Regions from separate parts of the Mus musculus genome. Here region 2 is linked to region 1. The links are chromatin loops, found by intact Hi-C in ENCODE. Cell type or tissue: heart. All regions are shown on one strand. Links, peaks and the distances in the headings refer to the core of each region. The heading gives the core; the rest is flanking DNA.

What was found. Hi-C counts contacts between places; a loop is a spot of excess contacts. Peaks named below come from ENCODE experiments on the same cell type or tissue, not always from the same donor. Only the 100,000 strongest peaks of a DNase experiment are listed, where the experiment ranks them.
Region 2: it touches region 1 in a loop (4-fold over the local background); 3 of 42 quality-filtered maps call a loop at or near these places.

What each region holds. Positions count from the first base shown.
Region 1 is chr12:73,512,525-73,521,249 of GRCm38, reverse strand. No RefSeq gene overlaps it. Among named protein-coding and RNA genes, the nearest start is that of Gm34016, 7.6 kb to the right of the region's middle. In heart, for the core only: a CTCF peak has its summit at 3,731 (motif pointing right); a DNase peak (open chromatin) is centred at 3,749; H3K4me3 peaks cover 417 bases; H3K27me3 peaks cover 709 bases.
Region 2 is chr12:73,282,587-73,291,311 of GRCm38, reverse strand. Trmt5 (TRM5 tRNA methyltransferase 5) reads left to right here and starts at 4,601. Exons shown (of 5, transcript NM_029580.3): 1 at 4,601-4,628; 2 at 6,037-6,677; 3 at 8,576-8,700. The coding sequence starts at 4,624. It overlaps Slc38a6 (solute carrier family 38, member 6), which reads right to left and starts at 4,464. Exons shown (of 16, transcript NM_001037717.3): 1 at 4,280-4,464; 2 at 2,789-2,919. The coding sequence starts at 4,387. In heart, for the core only: no CTCF peak of the experiment used is centred there; DNase peaks (open chromatin) are centred at 3,501 and 4,471; H3K4me3 peaks cover 2,330 bases; H3K27ac peaks cover 2,091 bases.

The DNA.
Region 1 (8,725 bases), core at 454-8,453:
AAACAGAGAGGAGGGGTCTGGTTTATCCCACTTTGGAGATTGGAGACCCATCGGCTCAACCAAAGTTATGAGTCCAAAGCCTGGTTCTCTCCCTTGAGGCTGTTAACTAAGGGAGGCCAGTGACCAGGGCAAGCAGATACACTTAGCAGATCAATGCTCTGCCGTTGTTAAGTGGTACCTATGGTTTCTTGTGCAGCTGAGTGGAGGTGCTTGCTTCCTAGGAGCAGTTCAGAGCAGTGTAGATAAAGGTTTTGCACAGCTAAGACTATAAACAATGGTTTCAGCCAGAGCCTGGGGAGATTTTTTACATTTCGACAGACCAACATAAACCCTGAATTAACGATTACAGAGCACTTCCCACATGGAAGATAAGTCTAGATGTGGGGTGATTTTAAAGAGAGCGCAAGCTCCCCATGTCATCACACAAACACCCCAAATTAACATTTGGGATTCAAAAAGCCAGTCAGATGTCACATGGATGAGTGTCACGCTCACGAGGTGGGTTCTTGAGGAACTCAGGTTTTGGTAGCATGTGGAGGAGTCGGGAAGGATTCACTGGAAGAGATGTTGGGAAATCAACCCTGAGAGCTTCCGGGTCAGCAACTGGGATGTCAACGACTCTGCTCAGGGAGGTCATGGCCAGAAATAAAGAGATCCGAAATAAAAAGAGATGTCCTTTTGGGATGATCAGTCCGGAAGCCTGTCGAACCTTCCAGTGCTGCTTCGCTCCGATAAGCTCACTGTCTTGGGTGGAATTTCTGGCTGGCAAGCACTCATATGAACTATGAAACCGTGTTTTTGCAAGATGCCCAGACTTTAAAATGACAAAGAAAATATGACAAGCCCATGAAATGATCACAGTCCCTTCAAATCCATGGGTGTCTGAAACAGGATCCCAGACTCTCCCACTTAAACCTCTTCCAGGGGCAGACTAACAGCAACTTAGACGCAATAAGCCACAATTAGTGTTTTAACATGAAAAAGGTCCTCCAACGGGTAATAACCCCTAAGACCATTAAAGACATCGTCTTGAGAGGGCGACTTTGTTCACTCTGGGATATCACGTTATCAGAGAATTGGGCCCTCTCCAACATGTCACCCAAGCCTTCGAGGTCTAGACCAGGTGAGGGGACTGGGTTTGAAACTGATCCAGTGGGACTGTCCCTTTTAAGTAGCGGCTTTCATGAAGCAGCCGGTATTTATATGTTATTATGAGATAATACCCTTACCTCACCAGGCTGGTGTGATAATTAATTAATGTTTGCCAAATACTTTGAGCTCTGTAGATGAAAGGCGGTGGGAACAGTAAGTGGTGGTCTTAGTCTCATCTGTATTTGAATTTGCCTGTTACGAAACAGCTCTCTCTCTCTCTCTTTCTCTCTCTCTCTCTCTCTCTCTTCCAGATAATCATATTTTTGCTTTGGGGAGAAAAGGTCAAAAACTGCCTTATCCCACAAAGGGCAGGTGTGATATCTAGGGTGTGATCAAAAGAATAGACTGAAGCACAGGCTTCTCTTCAAAGGAATGCATCCCATCTCTCAAGGCCTCTCCTGGCAGTGTCAAGTTCAATCCCGCTGAGATATGACCAGCAGTAAAGGCAAGGAGCAGCTGGGTGTCGGTGTAGCATACGAAAAACAATCCGAAACTCTGTCAATTAGCTTCTCTGCCAAAGAGTGGTTTAAGTGAGGTCCACAACCTGCTTACTGAAGAGAAAAATGTTTCCTTAATCCTGCCCTGAGGTTCAAGGGCCATGATGGGAAGCCGGTGTTGCCAGGAGCTCGCTAAATTGGTTTGAGAGGAACAGAGTTTACTCTGCTGTATTGTAATCCTAGCGACTGCAGGGAGATGCCGTAGCCTTCGACGGGCTCTTCTGAGAGTATAAGATTCAAAGGAAGACAGAGCACTGCATACCTCAAGGTTCAAGGAGCAGAATTCTTCCCTCCATGCAGCACTCTTCCTGGTCAGAACTGTAGGTTAACTGGAGGTCTGTGTCTCCATTCTTTAGAGTCCACATAGCATCACCATAACAAAATACTTGACAAGCGACTTATCAAGATGTCCAGCCAACACTGGCTCTAGAGAACTGCCTGGAGGCTGCATCACTGCAGGGTATACAGTGGTGGTGAGAGACATCAGGCTTCCTTCTTTTACAACAATCCATTCCCAAGAACCCAAGAGGCCACACCTGATAACCTAAGGACCTTCCACAGACTCAACCTTAATGGTTCTTCTGTTCCTTTCCGAAACATTACCCAAGAGACCAAGCATGTCACTACCCGGGATCCTCGGGAAGTCCCTCAACCATGAGAGAAGTACAGAGTATTTCTCCCAGCACCGTCCAGGTGATGATACAGAGCTGGTGGGGTGAGGAAGCGGTGTTGCGCGGATATGTTAGAATGATAAACACAATGACCAAAAGCAGATTAGGAAGAGACCGGTCTACATCACAGTCCATCATCAGAGAAGCCTCGGCAGGAACTTAAAGGCAGGAACCTGGAGGCAGGAACAGGCACAGAGACCACAGAGGAGCACTGCTTACTGGCTTGTTCCTCCTGGCTTGCTCTCTTTTCTTTTACAACCCCGAACCACCTGCGCAAGGGTGGTACTGTCCACAGAGGTCTGGGTCCTTCCACATAAATCACCAATCATGAAAGCCCCAAAGGCTTGCCTATGGGCTAATCTGATAGGGGCATTTTCTCCGTCAAAGTCCCCTTTTCTCAGATGGCTAGCAGGGATGACCACCAGAGCACAGGGATGACCACCAACCAGAGCACAAGGGATGACCGCCAGTACCTGTCTCCACCAGCCAGGTTCCCTACGGATAGATAGCTGGCCATTCCCAGGATTTTCCAACCCCATCCTCTAGTAAATGTCGTATAGGCAGAGAAACCTTTAAAATGAACTTAAGTTTACTCATCCCCAAATTAAAGGCATGTCTACCAACGGCTCACCATTAATAATTCCCTCCCCCCAAATTCACACACGCTTTGGCAGCCTTCCAGCTTGTTTTTTTATGCAGTGGCATATCAAGATTTGAAAGGCAGAAATAATTTTTTTCAGGGAAAAGCTAATGGCTTCTTTGCCTGATTAGTTTGACCATTTTCTAGCCGCTCTTTTCAAAAGTATTCACAATGTTCTCCCCACAGCGAGCTAAGAATAAACATCCACATTCCTGGGCAATCAAGGAGGAAAGTTTGGCAAAGGGTGTGCCAATGTCTCTTTGAATGCGGTCGACCCCCACACTGACCTGAGTCAGATACAGTCAGATTCATCTTACCTCCAAGGAACTCTAACAGCGTGAGAGCCTGCCGCGGAACTCTAACAGCGTGAGAGCCTGCCGCGGAGCTCAGACTTGGCACAAGTGGGCCACACATTTTCCTGCTTGGGCTCGATCACCTTGGAGTTCCAGGAGGCAGGTAGATGGGAAAGAATCCATTAACTAATCAACAGCACTAGGCTGCCCTAGAACCTCTGTACACGGTGAGGCTCTCTGAAAAAAAAAAAAAAATCACTTACCAATAAGCTGTGGAAGTGGCGAACACGTAGCATATTTTGTTTCTACAAAGCTAAAAAGAGGTAAATTTACGCGTTTGATTTGAACTTCAAAGTAGTTTAGAAACAGAAATGAAAGTGTGTGTGTGTGTGTGTGTTTTCCCTCTGCCTCCACAAGCACCACACAAGCTTAGTCTTACTTTCTGGGTCAGTCTAGGGTGGTGCAAGTATGCCCCATTCTCCCAGCAGAGGTCGCTGTTGCCCACCATAATCTTCAAAGGCTCTTTTTTTTCCTTGTCCAGCTATTGCAGCGGCTTTAGACAGAGGCCACAGAGCCTTTAGAGATAGAGAAGAAAATAATCTATGGTTTGGGGAATAGGATCGCAATGTTGGGGAAATTGATACTTTAATAATGAGTCTGTGCCGAGTAGGCTTCAATCTGGATAAACTGGTCAGTGTTCCCTTTGTACAATGACAGCCTAGCTCCGTTCTCGTTAAACCTGCCCGGTCTTTCTCTCCTTTCTGAGTGTCACCGTCAACTGAGAAAATAGAGACAGGAAAGCCAAGCAGTGCATGCCGCCGCCCACCATCCATTCTCAACAGGATATTCATCACATTGTTGAGGGTGGCGTCTGTGACACAGCTAATCACCCAGTTGTGCTCCAAACTTGGGTGTCCCGGATGATTGTCTAACCTCAGTTGGGAGGTAGGCTTTAGTGGTAGCAGCTTCCTCCTTCAGGAGCTTAGCAAGTCCAATAGGTTGTAGGTTGTTCAGGTCTCTGCCTACATGCAATAGGTTCCCACCTCTACCCTCCGCATGGTATTCTGGGTAGCGGGCGGTCTGCCCTGACCAAGCGCTGATATGAGGCTGAGGAGACAGGTGTGGGATCTAACCCGGAGGGAGTTGACCGGCTGCACACTGAGCATGGCTGCATCCCCAGTGACATTAGAAATAAAACACTCCAGGGCTGGAAAGATGGCTCAATGGCTAAGACTCGAGCTTGATCCCCAGCACCCACAGAGCCTTTAACTCCAGCTCTAGGACGCCACCTTCTGGATCCTGTGGTCCACTAGCACATGCACACTGCGGACACGCACATAATTAAACATAAATAAGATAACTCAATTTTTTTATTTTTTTATTTCTATTTTTTTGGTTTTCCGAGACAGGGTTTCTCTGTATAGCCCTGGGTGTCCTGGAACTCACTCTGAAGACCTGGCTGGCCTTGAACTTAAAAATCCACCTGCCTCTGCCTCCCAAGTGCTGGAATTAAAAGCGTGCCCCATTACGTCTGGCAAGATAACTCAATTTTTGAACAAAGCATTTCTTTTTCGGTTTCTCTAGACCCATCCGGGGAGCCTGCCTTGGGCCCTGAGTTTCATTTCCAGCACTGAAAAATGTAGATAAAGTTGCCTTTGCTTGCTTTCTAACATGCTAGACAAAAGGAACAATAACAAAAAAAAAAAGCTTTGTTTTTCAGAACTGTTTAGGATTGAAGGATTGAAGGAAAAAGTAGGAAGCACAGAGGGTGTCTATATGCTCTCTGCACCCCGAAACCTGACCCATTTGTTACAACCTCCAAACCCACATAACTATCTGGCAAGGTCTATAGCTCACATTAGGGTTCCCTTTTTGTGCTTCACAGTCTGGACAAATGTATATGACCCGAGTCCCTCATTACTGTACTCCAGAGAACAGTTTCATTGCCCTAAAACCCTGTGCGCTCTGCTAGGTCATCCCCACTTCATCTCTAATCCCTGGCGACCACTGCTCACTGCCTCAGTGGTTTTGCTTTTCCCGAATGCCACAGAGTTAGAATTATACATCACGTGGCTTTCTCGGGCTGGCTTCCTTCCTTCTATCTTCCTGTATATCTGTTCATGGCTTGCTAGCCTGCACCTGTTTATTGTTGTTGTTATTATTATCATTATTATTATTATTATTATTATTATTATTATTATTATGTTATTATTTCATGGCTTGTATGTTTACTCACCTCCTGAAAGATATCTCAGTTGCTTCCCAATTGAGGAAATTATAAAGAGAGCTGCACCAGACATCTTCATGCGAGAGTGGGATTCAGTGGCTCACAACTGGTCAAAGAGCTGAGCAAAAACTGACCAGAGTTTTTGTTGCCCTAAAATCCTGTGTGCTCTGGCAATCCAGCCTTTCATCTCATTTAAGACAGCCTTTAAATGGACGTCTGTGTCAAGATCCCTCTGCAAGACTCAGAAGAATGTAAGAGTTTCAGAGTGAGGCAGAATGCTATGAAATGAAATCCCCTGTGGGTGATGTGGCCATTGCGCCTACAAACCCACTGTGGTCACCTGCACTACAGCACACCAAGATCAGCTCCAGCAGGCAGCGTCAACTGAACTCAATAGGTTAAAAATAAAAATAAGAAACAAATAAGTAAATAAATAAGTGGAAAGGATATGAGGTTGGGAGGGCGATGTGTCCTGGGGCTGTCTTGGAGGAGTATGACAGAGTCGGGGGTGGGGGTTGGGTAAGATCAAGGTACATTGTATACACATATGAACTTGTCAAAGAGTAAATGAAAGATATTCTAAAAGACTTCATGTGGATTTTAGTGTGAATGTAAATATCACATATAGCATAATGACTGCTGTATTTTGCCACCTCCAGTCACTAAGGTTGGGAACTGGGGTCTGAAAGGCCCCCAGGTCCCCCACTTTCTACATCCCCTTCTGGAAAAGAACTCTGTGACTGAGCTGCCACTGTCACAGGAGAAGACAGCATGCAGAGACTGCAGTCTCCGCTGGCTCCTCCTCAGCTGCTCACACAGGAGGGGACAGAGGTGGTTTTACTAGTGGTTTGTTCAGAATTAGAGCGAACCACACGCACTCACATATGCTCCCGATCATTCGGGGTTTCCAGTTACACATTGCCCAAATATATTGAATCACTGAGTCAGATGAGTCTCGACTTTATATTCTAGCAAAGAAGTTCTGTGCTGTGGAGGGGCAGTTCTGCTTGCTTGCTTTTCTTTCCTTCCTTCTTTCTTTCTTGCTTGCTTGCTTGCTGGGGATCAAAGTCCAGGCTAATCATAGGCTAATTAATCAACTGGGCTCCTCCATCCCCTGATGGTGATTTTGGTCCTCAGCATAGAATATTTGTCAAAGGGATTAGAACTCGGGAGGCACATCCCTACTGCTTCGGACGAGATGAACTTCCTCATTTTGATTCCTTAGACTGGGCCTCTGGTCATGGCACTGGTGGGTCAGGATGAAGGCTGAAGGATGCTGGCCACCTAGTGCCAGCTCTTCATTTGCCCTCTGCAGCTGGGGTGGCGACAGCCAATGGCTTCGTTTTGTTCATGCTACTCTGATTTTCCTACTCTTTCCTGGAATTAAAACAAAACAAAACAAAACAAAACAAAACTTGAAGCACGTAGTTTCCCAAAAGATAAACCAACCCTGGATGAGTTTGATGGTTGAGGTAGAATGTTGAATGTAGAAGTCTAAGTTTCCCAGTAACCCAAGAGGAGGAGAACTCCGACTGACGGTTGAGGCAGCGCAGTGGCTATGGTCGGACCATCATTACAGGAGTGCATTACATCATTACAGGAGTGCATTACATCATTACAGGAGTGCAGAGTCCCGAGAAAAGGCTTTGATGTGAGTTAAAAAGTAATGTCAGGGTATAGCTCAAGAATGAGGTGTAGGCGACTCGAATCATTAGCGTGCCCCTTGCTAAGAAATATACCCACAAGCAATGCAAGGCAGATCTGGAGCATCACGGCTATCCAAAGACATTTCTCACTAAAGACAGTAGCCTATATTTGGAAGCCACCCTAGAATTACAGAACCAAGGCTGCCTTTCAATGGTGACATTCTCAAAGGACCTGGACTGTGACTAACATACCTCCTCTCCTGGAGGGCCTCTGGAAGCTTCCAGAAATCAGAAACTGAGACTGACTTTGCCCATCGGTGCCTTCTAGCCACTCCAACAAGAATCCTTTAATCAGTCAGCTTTCAAGAGTCAGTGGCTTTTCATTTAAACAAATTCTCAAGGAACTGAAGTATACACAGAGCCCACAGCGGGACCGAGTAACCATAGATAAACATCTATGTCAGTTGTGTTTCTGTGGAGTTAGGGGAAGAATAACTTTCTTTTTTGGTGATTACAATTTGGTTTACTTATTTGGTTATTTTCAAATGCCAGCTCTCCTCGGATTCTGTACTGGGAGCAGAGGGCACGAGCCGCATCTCTGCCTTTACAGTGTTCCCCGTGGAAAACAGGTACAGGGCACTGCTGTACGGTGTAGGCTGTGCTGGAGGAGGTAAGCGTTGGGGGAACTCAGGGTCACAGCCCACGGTCATATGCCTGAGATACTTTCTCTGAACAGCGAGGAGTGCACACCTTCAGGATGGCACTGGAGCCACTGAGGTCAGAAAAGGGGATCTTGTGCCACAGAGGACGGGAGCAAAAATATCAGTGTGGATGGCACCTAAAGGAAAGGAGAAAGAAAACTGGGGGTGGGGGTGGGGGCTGCAGAAGCTACTGACAGTCAGCTTAGGGACTTTGAGATCAGTGGGAGAAGGGAGGTCACAGTAGGGTGTTAGCAGGGATTTTTTGGATAGAAGATTCTAGTGGTTACACAGCAACTCATAGCTCAGCGGGAGAAAGAACAGAAGCAAAGTGGGTTAGGAGACCCCATTACTGAGAATGCGCAACTTTGTAGCTACAGCTGCTTAACAAGGCCTCATGCGAGCATGCTCCTTTCAGCACAGAGGTATGGCCTGCGTTGAATGTGCTTACAACACACACACACACACACACACACACACACACCCCAGTGCACTCAGTCTTCTTCATGTTAGGAAGAAGGTCTGTACCTGGTGTGTAGCGGGTCTCACCTGGAGACCTTCTTCACACCACCAAGCATCTTTAAGACTAGAGACCATCAGCTTCCAGGCATGACTTGGGAAAGTGAGGAAGCCTCCCTCATCTCCTCCCTAAACCTTCTCATGACACCCTTTTAAACTAGGGCTCTTCCTTTCTCCATTTGTAACTATTAGGTTTGGATGCTGATGAGTCTGAGCAAGGTAACTGTCTAACATGGAATCATAGCCTGGGCTACTAATTTTCTGATTATTCTCAGACCCACCCGTTCTTTCCCATGACCTGTTCTTTGCCAGGAGGCCAATTGCCACCTCCACCAGCTAAACCATCTGCCTGATTCCTATGTGAGTCTCTCTTCAGTGCAGG
Region 2 (8,725 bases), core at 432-8,431, 230 kb after region 1:
TTTGCACTTTAAGTTGGCTTCTACTGACTAAACAGGCGCCAGGACCCGGTGCTCGATGCTCAGAGATCTGGGTCTGAAGGATTTCATGTCTGCGGCCAGTGAGATGGACACCAGCCATGGAAGCCAGCGACGGCAGTAAAGCATCGAACATACAAAGCTATGTTAACAACAGCAGCCCCGTGACTGGCTGTGATTCATGAAAACAGCCCTCACAGGCTCACACCAGGCTCACTGAATGCTTGATTAGCAGCGGGTGACCAAATCAGGAAAGGTTTGGAGGTATTGCTTGTTCAGTGCCTCCTGCAGGTGATCAGGAATGTATGCTCCCAGCTACTGCTCGGTGCCATGCCTGCCTGTCTGCAGCCTACCACACTCCCCAGCTACCCTGACCAGCATGATGACAATGCTTACCCTCTGACACTGTAAGCAAGCCCCCATTTAAAGTGCTTTCTTCTATAAGCTGCCTTGGTCATGCTGTGTAGTCACAGCAATAGAACAGTACTAAGACACTGGCCCATGACTAACTCTTGAAAATAAATAAGCCCAGAACATAATGTTGGGCTCCAGGCGTTAAAGAAGTCTTATTTAGCAGCCTAAGACAGGAGAAGGATATTTTATTTGCACCTAAAAAAATTGCTTTTAACTTGCCTGACTGATAAGTTTTGATTCACATTGGCCAGCCTGACACAAATGAGCTTGAACTTTTTAAAATCATAAATCAATTGTAGATCAAGTGTGTAGTGGCTATTCCTGGTTGTCAACTTGACAATATTTGGAATAAACTACAATCCGGAATTGGAAGGCTCAGCAGTGACCCTTATCTGGAGGCTTGGAGATCCTTATCTGGATCTTGGTTTGAAGATCTTGAGCCATAGTGGCTATGGATTCCAGAAGATTGAATCTCCGAGTTTAAGGAACACACCTTTAATCTGGGCTCCACCTTCTGCTGGAGACAATATAAGGACATTGGAAGAAGGGAGTCTAGCTCTTGCTCTTGCTCCTTCGCCTGCTTGCTGCGTGAGACTGAGTAACTGCTAGATCCTTGGACTTCCATTCACAGCTGCGACTGAACCATTGTTGGGAATTGGGCTGCCGACTGTAAGTCATCAATAAATTCCTTTACTATCTAGAGACTGTCCATAAGTTTTGTGACTCTAGAGAACCCTGACTAATACAAAGTGGTTTTTTTTTTTTTTTAGATTAGCCACATTTTTAGATTAATAAAAATCAACATCAGTCCTGTATTGCACAGTGATATCTGGGTTAACAATGAAGTCTCAGAGACAACATGGCTGTCCTCGTGTCATAGGGAACACATTATTCATGCTCACGGTGAAGCTGGGGAAAGCAGACTACTGCATTGCCAATCATATAATCATGAACGCAACACGTGCTTTTACATCTAGTACTGAATATCCACTAAGAAGAAGTAATACAATCCTCGGTTCCTGTATTTATTATACTATCATACTGTATTCTTTTAAAAAATCATGATTTTAGGGCACACTTTTTTTATTGTTGTGGCTGTTGGTTTGTTTGTTTTTTGAAGCAGGGTCTCACTTGAACTTATATGGCTGAGGAAGACCCTGAATTCCCCGATCTTCCTGTCTCTACCTCCCAACTACCAGGACCAGTCCTTCAGGGGCTTCAGAAAAGGCTTTGTTGTCACAGGCAAGGAGGCTGCAGCTGTGTCCTGCTCCCGAAACACCTCCCCATGAGCAAGGTGTGTAAACTGATCCTGGCTCTCGGGTAGTAAGTGTGCTTATGTCTGAGTTTTAAAGAAAAAGTTGGAAAAGGAAAATACGAGAATAAGAGTAGATTAAATTTAAAAAGCTTATGTAATAAGGACATATAGAAAGAAAAGTTTTATATGGTATATGGTGTATTTGTTTTTTAGGCTATTATAACAAGAATCAAAACATTGAAAAACAAAACACAAGGCCCTTAAAACGACTTCTCCAGTTCCTCTCAGCACGACGTCCAATCCAGGAACAGGTTTCTTCTTTCACTGGATCTTTTTTGCATGTGTTGATAAACAAATACGATTACATTACAACTGCTGCGGCATTTACTATACTAGCACGTGGACTGCACTATATTAGGTGATTTTTTTAGCCTATGAGCAACAGGCAATACTGTATAGATGTGTAGAAGGTTTTACCATCTAGGTTTGTTTAAGTATACTCTATAAGGATCACCCAGGAACGAAAAAGCATTGCCGCACTTCAGAACTATTAGCCATGGCTACTCCACTTGGTACCCTCTCCCCCTTTTAGTTAAACAATAACAATTCCTAAAGTAACTTGTTTTCTAGATCCTTACCCACTGTGCCCTATGGACCCCAGTCATGTCTGACCAGGAAAGCTGCTTATCTATCACATGACATCCTAACCACTTACCTTATCTCCAAAGCTTCCCCTAGCAACAACCTGCCCAAAAGGGACAATGCTCAGTGGCCTTCCCTTTCTTTTTTGTGCCCTATAAGCCCTTGGGTTCTGATTCTTACACCAGAGCCCCGCTTTGCTGGTGCTGTTTTAAAGCCCACGCTATCTTAGAGCCCCGGGGTTCCTTTCTTGAGGTTCCTACATGAATGCCCACCCCCTCAAGCCATGCATGACTGTAGGGAGCATTCCTCCAAAGCACAGAACTAGATAGGCACAAGGGGAACAAAACAGCATTAAAACCCCAGAAGTAATCCAACTAGAAATTGTAGACCGGTAACTTCTGGAATCAAAATTCCTTATCAAAATGGAACCGTGTGATGACAAAATATGGAAACAGGCCTCACCTAAATCCAAGGATACCCGTGTTAGCCATCACATACGCCAAACCAAGGATGCCGCTTCCCATGATGGCGTTCATCACGTTAAAGACGGAGAGACCAAAGGAAGCACCGGAGGATCCCTGCCTGTGAGGTTCCTGGAAACACACCATTTACCCACATTAAATGCCTGAGGAAGGAAGTTAAAGTGTGCTGAGCCATTCTACACACTTGAGGAATCGTGTGAACACTAATTAACCAGGACGTGGCTAGTTCTTTCGCCCATGTAACACAGGCTAGTCTCATTGGAGAAGAGGGGATCTCAATTGGGAGAATGCCCTAAAGAGACTGGCCAAGACACGGCCTGTTTTAGGTGGGGGCATCCCTGAGCAGGCAGGCCTTCCTGGGGATGAAGGAGAGCAAACTGAGCAAGCCAGTAGGGGCAAGTCAATATTTCCTCCGGGTCTCCCGTTTCAGTTTCTGCCTCCAGATTCCTGCCCTGACTTTCCTTCAAGACGGACTGTAGCTGTAAGATGAAATAAGCCCTTCCCTTCCCAAGTTGCTTTCCGTCATAGGAGTTATTACCCCAAGGAAAAGCACATTTGGACATAACACTTGTTCCTTTCCCTCCGTTCTGACCTATTGGTGCAACTCAAGGAAACGAGTCTTCCAGGAAAATTACTTCCTCCCATGCAGGGCCCAGCTGGCTTCAGTGGGAGCCACAGCCTTGTGACTTCAAGAGATCAAGATAGGGTGGAGACAGAGGAGGAACGGGCCTCAGTCACGTGCTTCCTGAAGAATCCCAGTGTCAGCATGGAACTTCTGTCCCTAACTCTTCTTCCTCAAGTACGAGGACCGCAATAAACTAACCTTTTGTTTATATGCCTAATGAATTAAGTCGATTAGCAGGAATATCTTACAGGGACAACATAAACCAAACCATCAGCTGTTACAGTCCAGGGATTCATAAAAAGTGGAGTGGCAGGACTGGAAAGCAGCTCTGAGTTAGGGAGTTTTTCTAGCATGCCCAAGGCCCTCCTAGGCTGGACATTCAAGACCGAAGAGGCTCCGGGGCCCCCGGGCACACACAGCCCACTACACCGGCTTTAGGTTAAGGACGAGCAATGTGCACATTACCAGAGACCTCTCCTCATCTTCACTTACAGGGACTTGAGTATTAAAGTGCCTATAGCTCATCTTTCCCTTGGCCCCATGATTAAATCCAGAAAAGAAACATCGTGTGATGTTCTTGCAAGACCTCACAAGGCTAGAGGAGACAGAGGCGACAATGACACAAAGCAATGGTGAGTCACAAAACCGAGGCTCATCCCGCTGGTGTTCCAAGCCTCTCACTATTGACTGAGTGCTCCATGCTGCTGCCACATTCCAAACTCGCCTGGGGTCAGTGGTTCGGGCCCCACCCCAGGGTCAGTCCCCTGCAGTCCAAGGCTCCTCTTGCAAGCCCTGAAAGATACCGAAGCGCACAGGAACCCAGCGCAGCCAGTAAAGCCCACTTACGTTGCTTAGCAACGGACTCCACTCGTCTGCAGCCACCGCCTCCTCTGGCTGCTGGGCAGAGACGTACCAGCCTGGCTCCGCTTGGATGCTGTGCCGGGACGCCTGCATGGTGCTCCGCGACCGACTGCTAAGTAAATCACGGAGCCGCTTCCCCTAACCCCAAGCGCCCCGGCTGAGCGGCTTCAGAGGCGGAGCTACGGGCTTGGCCCTTCCGGGCTCTCGTAGCAAATCGCGGGCCCGGAAGAGAGGTGCGAGTCCACAGGGTCGGACTCTACGCTGCCTTCGCGGCCAGCAGTGATGACGTCACCAGCCTCCGACGCCCTATTTCCGAGCTGCACCAGAGCATGAGGTGAGGGGTTCGGGTCTGAAGCCGGCCTCGGGTGACGCTGGCCCTGGAAAGGTGCAGCTGGTGAGGGGGCAGTAGTGTCCCGGGTGATGTAGAAAACCTGACGGTACCGCGGCGGGACTCGTGCTCTTCTTTCTTGCCCAATGAGCGCAAAAAGGCCACCAGGTCATTCATCTCCTTGTCCACCGGCCGCTAAGCCGAGGCCGGAGCCCTTGGGTAGGGGGCTGGTCAAATGCATGGTGAGGGCTGATGCACCCAGTGGTAGGATTGGATAGCATGAGAAGTGCCGGGATTAGGTTCCCATTACCACAAAAATCTTTTCATAGTTTAAACCACATATTACAGATGGAAAACGGACGCCTACATTTACTTCAAACAACACAGTAAAGCCTTGTCAAAATACTGAAGCTTTTAGTTATAGGCATGGCATATGGCAGTACACTATGATAGACATCCTAACAGTATACTAAGGTCATATGGGAAGGGACAAATCTCATGTATCCAGACCAACCTGGAGGATGACTTTAATTTCTGATCTGCTTTCTGAGTGCCTGCACCACTGTGCCCAGGCTATGTAGTGCTGAAAGCCCATGAATTTGCTTGTGCTTGCTAGGTACACTTCTAGCTAAACTGTATCCCCAGCTTTCAGGTCATTTTTAACCAAGCTTTTGTTTTTTTTTTTGTTTGTTTGTTTGTTTGTTTGTTTTTGAGGTCTGGTCTCAAATGCATCCCAGGCTGGCCTTGAACTTTTAATCCTCCTATTTCCTCATGCTGAGATTACAGGTAGGCACCACCATGCCTGATATTATGTGCTGTTAGGGATGACCCCAGGACCTCATGCGTGCTAGGCAAGCTTTCTACCAGTGAGCTACATTTTAAGACCTTAATGAACGTTTAAGCCTTGCCAAGCCACTTAGCAGCCACATAACTTTGGGTGATTAACTTACCCCTTAGCTTACAAACTTCATAACACAGCTTCTGATACAACAGCCCGTTGAATAAATAAAATAAGATCTCCTAAGAATATCCCAGTAAGTATTACCATTGGTGGCATCACATATAGTGATCATTTCATTTAGAGATGACCCTTAACTCAAATTTCATACTTCCTATTCTATGTGTATTCTGTCGAAATTTGTGAGCAGAGTTCTTTGGGTATAGGGAGATTGCTAGACCACTAATTTTTCTGTTATAGGGGCAAATAGACTGAAAATGCAAATGTATTATTTACCAGGGACAGTGATCATTCTAACCTGCAAGAGAGACTGCCCTCCCTTGCCATCCAAACCTTTTGTCAGCACTTGGCAGGTGACTTGAAAGATAATTTATATTTTCATCCTCAAAAGCCATTGTGAATGTGTTCACATGTAGCTTGATGGTGTTTGGTGTTTTGTTTTGTTATTTTCCCCAGAATCGTATGGAAGCTATTTGGATTCTCAAGAAGACTTTTGCAAGTGGAATGGTGTCACCCCAGTGAATCAATATTGTTGTTTACCCTGGTGCCGAGACTTAGGAAAGCGCCTTCTGTTTTCTTGTTGGGTCAAAGACAAGGACTCTCAACCATGCCAGAAATAGAAGCAAGTGTGAGAGATAGTGAATTATTTTCACCACCCTCTGACGTTCGAGGAATGAGAGAACTTGATAGAACAGCTTTTAAGAAGACAGTGTCCATCCCTGTGCTTAAAGCGAGGAAAGAAGTAGTCAACAGATTGATGCGAGCCCTCAGGAGAGTAGCCCTGCAGCGCCCGGGCATAAAGCGAGTGATTGAGGATCCCAAGGATGAAGACAGTAGGCTGATCATGTTGGACCCCTACAGGATGCTTACTGCTGATTCCTTTGACAAAGCAGAACTCGGAGTTTTAAAAGAACTTGATGTCAGCCCACAGTTATCCCAGTACAACTTGGAACTAACATATGAAAATTTTAAGTCAGAAGAAATTTTGAAAGCTGTGCTTCCTGAAGGTCAAGATGTAACCTCTGGATTCAGCAGGGTTGGGCATATTGCACACCTGAATCTCCGAGATCACCAGCTGCCCTTCAAGCATTTAATTGGTAGGTGGATTACAGTCAGATTCATACTCTAGAAAAAAAGTGACATTCTAGTTTTAGTGCTTAATTTTTTTATTTCAAAATGCTAACTTAAAGAAACAGGGTAAAAAAAAAAAAAGCAGGGTAGTTTAGTTTTTATTTGAAACCAAATCAGAAGCACCTTCCCCCTTTTTGAAAAACATTTTGGAATATCTTCTTTGTAGTCATAGTGTTGGCAGAGACTTTTGGGCCTACACACACACACACACACACATACTCTTACTCTCTCTCTCTCTCTCTCTCTCTCTCTCTCTCTCTCTCTCTCTCCAACCACTTTGTTATATTGAACAAAATCCTTTTGGTCCAAAAAGCCATTAGGCCTTTGGGACATTGGTCAGTACAAGGTTTTGAAATTTGGTGTTTCAGAGTCACATATACAATGCTAGTGACTTAGCTAGTAATTTAGCTAATTAAGCCTCTTCTTTATGGTAAACACTTTAAAACTTTCTTAAGTGCTCCTAGCCTTTTAGAAACTGCTATGTACACCCTACTATTGTAGCTCCAGGGAAACCCACAGCCTTTATTATTTGGATAGAAGGATAATCAAAATCACATTTTATATAAATACTTGGTATACATGCATTCTGTAGGTTACTCTTTTTAATACAGTAATTTTCAAAACATGTGGGAATTATTCCCAGCTTTAAAATGTAGCATTCAGTATTTTGCATCGATTGGACTTGATAATGCCCTTCTGCTTCCTCTCTCTTCATTGACAAAAGACATTAATACTGCACAGTGGGGACTCAGCTCAGGGTCATATGTGGGCTTTCATATAATACCCTAACTTAAAACTATGTTTCTCCTAAAATGGTGGTGGTGCATAAGGGTTAAAAGTGAAACATTTCTGGCTGGGGACATAGCTCAGCTGCCATACCAAGTCCAAAGCCCTACGGCTTTCCTATGGAATTATAGAAATGCTTTTAATGTTTTAAAATTTTATTTAAAACTAACTTTTATGTCTTAGAAGTAAGTGAAAGGCAACCCATCCATGAATATATGGGACACAAAGTTGGGTGGGTAGGGAAGTCGAGTGCATCTGGGAGGAGTTGGGGGAACAGGTTCATAGCTTCAAAAAGTTTTAATTGAGTTCAGATATGATAAGTAGAACACAATAAGGCAGCCATTGATTATTTTACATATTCTGAATTCTGATAATCTCATTGTATTTCATCAAATTTATATTCAGTACATTTTTCTAACTTAAAGATGAAGTTCTTTCTTTATGAAATGAGAACATAGATCTCTATAAAATTTCCAAGTGTTGACAAAAAGATAGAGACTTAATTAAAGATTTTAACAGTAAGTCATTTCTGATGTATATTATTGTCTTTGTAGCCTTTCTGCTAGGATAAATGTTTGACTAAATGACCAATTTAAGTAGAAGAACATTTTTAATTTAGGTCAGCCTCTGAAGAACCTTTGTCTCCTTGGCTGTAAACATTGCTTGCTGATACACATCCCTAAACTGTAGGCATGTGCTTCAGACCCACAGCAAAAGAAACCTTTGGTGTGAAGCCAGCAGAACAAGCATATGGCTTTCTTCGCTTTCTAGCGTTTCTGGGGCCATTTGTTGTCAGGGTCTTCACAGCTTCTCATTCCATTGTCAGTTTCATATGGTCGACCCTTTTGCTTCTATTTGAATAAGTTTAAAGAAAATGAGGAAAAACAATAGACCACAAGCCCTCAAAAATTTGCTTTAAAGATATCCATAAATTTTCTGTATGTACTTTAATTTTAGAATTGTGGGTAGAATTACACATACCGAGTACAGTTTTTATTTGTAAACCAAAAGAAAATGTAATTCGTTTATGTTAAATTGTTTAGTTTTCGTTTCACAGTCATGAATTTTCACCTTTTAGGCCAAGTTATGGTTGACAAAAACCCAGGAATCACCTCAGCAGTAAATAAAACCAGCAACATTGACAATACGTACCGAAATTTCCAAATGGAAGTGCTGTGTGGAGAGGAAAATATGCTGACCAAGGTACTGCCCTGTTTACCAATTCCAA